2 separate regions of the Homo sapiens genome follow, and region 2 is linked to region 1. Evidence: chromatin loops called from intact Hi-C (ENCODE). Cell type or tissue: pancreas. All regions are shown on one strand. Links, peaks and the distances in the headings refer to the core of each region. The heading gives the core; the rest is flanking DNA.

Region 1 (2,912 bases), core at 275-2,774:
CCCATCTCTACTAAAAATACAAAATTAGCCAGACATGGTGGCACATACCTGTAATCCCAGCTACTCAGGAAGCTGAGGCAGGAGAATTGCTTGAACCCCGGAGGTGGAGGTCACAGTGAGCCAAGATTGCGCCATCGCACTCCAGCCTGGGCAACAAGAGTGAAACTCCATCTCAAAAAATAAAAAATAAAAAATACTTGGCCATGTTATATCAGAGACTTGAGCATCCATGGATTTTGGCATCCCTGGGGACCCTGGAACTAATCCTCCATGGATACCAAGGGTTGACTGTATAAACTCACTCAGGAAGGCTTCTCATTGGAGGAAGGGCCCAGTTCAGGACAGACAGGGACATCCTCCCTGGACTACTGTCCATTCATCCATCCATTCATCCATTGCCCCTCCACCCCATCCCGCCCCAGGACTGTCCCAGTGACAGCCCTAGCAAGTGGAGACAAGAAAAAAGACTGGCTCACGTTGTCCAACTTTGAGGTCTTGGAAGAAGTTGCACCAGTATAAGGATAGGGGGTAAGTTTCCTCCAGGATCCAGAGAGCATATCAGGCAGCCTCGGGGTGAGGAAAGGAGCCCGGCCTCTCCAGCAGCCACACAGGCCTGCAGTAGGATGGGGCTGGGCCTGGCCATGTGGATCACTTGGGCCTAATTAGGGGGAAGGAAAGACCAGGGGGCAGAGGAGGAGCATCAGGGCAGCTGGTGGCCTAAGGAGAAGGCATTTCAGGGAAGGGGTCTGTATTAATTTGTTTTCACACTGCTATAAAGAAATACCTGAGACTGGGTAATTTATAAAGGAAAGAGGCTTAATTGACTCGCAGTTCAGAAAACTTCCAATGATGGCAGAAGGTGAAAGGGAAGCAGGAGCCTTCTTCACAAGGTGACAGGAGGGAGTGAGTGGAGAACGAGGAAGTGCCACACTTTAAAACCATCAGCTCTCTTGAGAATTCACTCACTATCGGGGAACAGCACAGGGGAAACTGTCCCCAGATCCAATCCCCTCCCACCAGGTTCCTCCCTTGACACAGAAGGATTACAATTCCAGATGAGATTTGAGTGGGGACACAGAGCCAAACCTATCAGGGTCTCCATCTGTCTTGCAGCTCCCTCGGGGCTGAGGTTGAGTGCAGATCTGCTGGCCCTGCTCTACAGCACGCGGGGACTCTGCCTGTGTGCCCCGAATTGCTGCTTCTTGGGGGTGGTGGCTGCTTCCTCAAGAGGAGGGTGGATCTGCTCTCCTGCCAGCACACACCCCCTCCCCCAACTCCAGGGCCTTGTGGAGCCCTGGCCACATCCTCCCAGGCTTGAAGGCATAAAACCAGGCTCCTTGCTCTTCTTGCTGTTTAGGTGACAAGCCCCCAGTCATCCCTAGGTCCTGTCAGTGCCCCTGCTTCTAAATAAAGAGTGTATTGCCAAATCTTCCTGGGAAAAGCCGGGGCCTCATCCCTGTTATCTGTTCTGTCTTCCTAAAGCCAGGTTAAGACATCTGGGCAAGCAGGCGATAGAGTGATTCATTGTGATTTAACAAGTATTTGTGTTCCTCTTGTGTGCCACACAATTTGCCTAGGTACTGTGAGTGCAAAGATGAAACAGATATGATTACTATACTTATGGAGGCTCAGTCTAGTCAGTGTTTTTTTAAACAGAATAGAACATATCAGAGTGGGACATTGTAAGGGTAAGAATGATTTAAGGAAGTTATTTCACATACTGTGTGTGTTTATACATATACAAAATGTTTCTTATTGCAGGTCTCGTTCCAAAAAGTTTGATAGCCTTTACTCTAGTGCAGCGGTTTTCAATTGAGGTGATTTTGTCCTTCAGAGGACATTTGGCAATCTCGGGAGATATTTTTGATTGTCACAGCTTGGAAGGTGCTACTGGCATCTAGTGGGTGGAGACTGAGATGCTGCTAACCTTTCTACCATGCACAGGACAGTTCCCACAGCAAAGAATGATTCTGCCCAAGCTGTCAATAGCGCTGCTGTTGAGAAACCGATTCCAGTGGAAGAGACAGGCACGTAGACACATGAAAGAGAACAGGGAAGGGAATTACAGGGCAGGTGGAAAGTGAGCTTGCTAGGGAGAGGGCAAGGTGGGGGAACCACAGTTACTGACTTGCCAGCTCTACTGGGCACTGTTCTGAGTGGGGAAATAGTTTTATCATAGGTATTTGTGCAAGGTATTATATGAAATCTTTAAAATGGCACTGGAAGGGGTAGGTATTATCCCAACCTATAAATGCACAAGTCGGGGCTTTAAGTGTTTAAGTAACATACGTGAGGTCACATAGAAAGTTGTGAGCTGGAACCTGGCATGGTGACTCATGGCTTGCAATCCCAGCACTTGGGGAGATGGAGACAGCAGGATCGCTTGAGCCCAGTAGTGGGCAAAAAAGTGAGACTCTGTATCTAAAAATAAAGTTGTAAGCTGGGACTGATGCTACCATTACCCTGAAATATGTTTGTTTGTTCAAAGAATTTGGATGATCAATAGACAAGTTTTGTGTCCCAGAGGAATAAGGAAATGAGAAAGTTGAAAGTGCTGAAGAAAAAAGCCCATGCGCTTCACCGTGAGATTTGGGCTAGCTAGGAAAGGGAAGCAGGAAGCAAGAGAGCGGCTGATAAATTGGGAGGAGATGTGAGAAGTTCAAGAGTCTGGACATCTTAAATGAGATACATGCATTAGAAGAAAAAAAGAGAAAACAACAACAACAAAAAAGAGTCTGGATGTCTTGATGAGTTCCTAAGTAGAAATGACAGAGAAGAGGAACTGAAAAAGGAAGTCATGGGCCAAGAGTGGAGTATTACAATTTCAGACTTCTAGTATGGAGCAGCACAGTTACGGGTGTGGACAAGTGAATGTCTTGGAGTAGAAGGCAAAGAACATTTTTGCATGGAAC
Region 2 (2,912 bases), core at 253-2,752, 59 kb before region 1:
ACTGTGTATTTTTCCTCGATGTAACAGTATGAATATGCTCATGTTCTTACCCAGCCTCTGTCACTGACATCTGTGTGTGTGATGACCCACCCATCGCATGCTGTGCCATGGTCTGCCAAACCTCCCCTTACCACTGGACAGCTACCTTATTTTCATTTTTTTCTGTATTATGGATAATGCAAATAGCCTCATACATTCTGTTTTGCTTTTCTATTGCATTCTTGCCTCAGGAGGAACACCCCTGTAAGGATGGGGTGGACGGAAGGGCATCGCTGTCCCCGTGTCATAGATGAAGAGAGTAATACCGGGCAGGTGCCAGCATGATCTCCTGCCGTGGGAGCTCTGTAAAAGCTGCTGGATGAATAAACATGGCTCACCCACCTGACGCCCTCAGTGAGTGGCAGAGCCTCAGCCTGCCCCGGGCCAGCGCTCTGTCACCTGCCCACGCAGTCAGAAAGTGACTTTCTGTAAGTCAGTAGGTTAGTGTGCCAGCCCCAAAACTCCATTTTTTAGTAAGACATAAGTTTCAAAATCACCTGTGGATCCTACAGGATGGAGGCAGAGCCCACATAAACACAGCACCTCTCACCACCTTCTCTTCTCATTACTCTTCCCTCCTTCACACCTGTGCTCAGAGACCCGTGAGTGCAGTGGGTACTGGAAAGCAAGCACCTCCCTAAATGTCATGCCCAGGGCCCCTTGTGGCCTCACCCCTGGCCCCAGGGTTTTCCAACAACCCTGGTTCACTCCCCTTTGGCTTCCACATGAGCTCAGCTTCCAAAGCTCTTTTCCAGCTGTATCCCCATGGAGCCCTTCTCTACCCTTTTGAGGTCTTTACTCAAATATCACCTCCTCTGCAAACCCATCCTGACCCCTCACTTTAAATTATACCACCATCTAGGCACCCCTCCCTGCTTTCATTTTCTCCACAGCACTTTTACCACTTAACAGATAACACATTTTCCTTAGTGTGTGTGTGGTATTTTTAGGGATGGGAATCTTGCTATGTTGCCCAGGCTGGTCTTGAACTCTGGCTCAGGTGATCCTTCTGCCCCAGCCTCCCAAGTAACTGGGATTCCAGGTGATATTTACTTGTCATCTGAATGTCTCCTCCCAACACTGAAGCGTAAGTTCCACAAGGTCTACATTTGTGTCCATTTTGTTCACTGCTATTTTCCCCAGAGCTAAGAATAGTGCCCAGTCCCTAATGGGTGCTAATTAAACACTTGTCGATAAAATAAATAGTAATATTATAATATAAAAATATTCTCATTCTGCACAAGGCATTGTGCTTTTCCATGGCTCATCTTACTTACTATGAAAAACGACCCCATTATAATCCCCATTTCACAGATGAGGAAACTATTGCTCAGAAAGGGTAAGCAACTTGCCCAAAGACACACAGCTAGCCAGAAAGGCAGTGCAGCCTGAATCCAGGCTGTCAACCACCAGAACCTGTGCTCTTACACAGCATGAGGTGCTGCTCATCCTCCCATCCTTACATCCAAAGATAGAAGCCACCCATGGTCCAGCAGAGCTTTATAGTAAGAACAGCAGGTCTGACTTTTGGAACATAAGCATTGCCTGGCTTGCAGCCACAGGGTGACAGGGGCCTGTTTGCTATAACAAGTAGCACTACGGCTTTGACAAGCTGGGTGCTAAGATAACAAATCCTGCCAGACCAGGAAACTGCTTAAACCAAACAGGGCCAGAGAGGAAGTTTGGCCTAAGCTGTTAGATGCTTGAGACAAGGTCTGGTCATTTGAGGCCGCCTAAGTCTTCTTCTAAGAATAGTCAAAAGCCCCCTCTGGTTTAGGGGTCTAGGAGGGAGGGATGCAAGTGAAGGAGTTTCCTCTAGACACATGGCCGATCGCAGCCCACATGGCTGGCTGTACACAGGTATTGTGAGTAAACGAGGTCTTTGGCTTTTGGTTTCTCTTTTTCTTTTTTTAACTACTTCCTAAAACTCTCAAAATTGTCAAAGATGCAGCTGGAAGAGTGGCCTGGGGTTTTGTCTCAAATGTTCACCTCTCCTCATAAGCCACCAGGCCAACCACACAAAAAAAGCTTCCTGTCCCCTAAAAAGACAAGTTTCCATTCGTTGATGGATTCTTCCTTGTTCTGTTCTGTCCCCTGTGCCACGGTGAGTCATGGCCACCACAGGGACTCTCCCCAGGGACTCGTCACCTTCTTTCTCCTAAAATGTACCACCAGTATTTAAAATACCGCTGTGCCTATCACCATCACACCCAAGCACTACCTGCTATGTTGCCTTTGTAGCTAGAACCCTTCCAAGCAGAGGCAAAATTATTTGAGGTGATCAGATAAAGTCCTCTGCCTGCCTGCTGCCCAAACCCCAGCCCTACAGGCTGCTCCTCACAAGGATGCCCCTCTCCCACCTTCCTGCTCAGCCAGAAGCCCCCACCTCTTGCTTTGCAGCCTCCTTTCTGCGAATGGCCACCTGTTAATCCAGATCCCCACGCTCTGTTACTTCATCCTGTCTCCAACTGTGAGGGACTCCCATTCCAATGATGCGAAAAACGAGACTGCCAAATCCATTTCCACCCAGCATTACTTCTTCTAAAATGCTAAGCATCACCAAAGCCTTGTATTATCTCTTTCTGCCCTGAACAAGACCCAAGATCAAGCAAATTTCTAAAGAGGGCAATGAAATGAACACAAATGGAAATTCAGACAATTCAGCTCCACCAGTTACTGTGTGACTTTGGGCCTTATTTCATCACCTACATGGGCTCATAAAGTTATCATTACTGAGAAATTAACTGAGAGAACTGCTGTCAGAATCTTGCTGCCTTAAACCTGGGTACTAGCTGGGCATGGTGGCATACACCTGTGGTCCCAGCTATCTGGGAGGCTGAAGGTGAGCCAGAGAGGTAGACAGAGGCTGCAGT

The links. Hi-C counts contacts between places; a loop is a spot of excess contacts. Peaks named below come from ENCODE experiments on the same cell type or tissue, not always from the same donor. Only the 100,000 strongest peaks of a DNase experiment are listed, where the experiment ranks them.
Region 2: it touches region 1 in a loop (3.0-fold over the local background); 3 of 110 quality-filtered maps call a loop at or near these places.

The regions. Positions count from the first base shown.
Region 1 is chr17:27,413,885-27,416,796 of GRCh38, reverse strand. It overlaps LOC105371705 (a long non-coding RNA gene), which reads left to right and starts at 2,830. Exons shown (of 2, transcript XR_001753055.2): 1 at 2,830-2,912. In pancreas, for the core only: no CTCF peak of the experiment used is centred there; no DNase peak of the experiment used is centred there.
Region 2 is chr17:27,472,986-27,475,897 of GRCh38, reverse strand. The region is part of intron 1 of KSR1 (kinase suppressor of ras 1); the gene reads right to left. Among named protein-coding and RNA genes, the nearest start is that of KSR1, 18 kb to the right of the region's middle. RefSeq lists enhancers at 1-497, 1,911-2,240, 2,261-2,310, 2,532-2,912. In pancreas, for the core only: no CTCF peak of the experiment used is centred there; a DNase peak (open chromatin) is centred at 1,587; H3K27ac peaks cover 1,166 bases.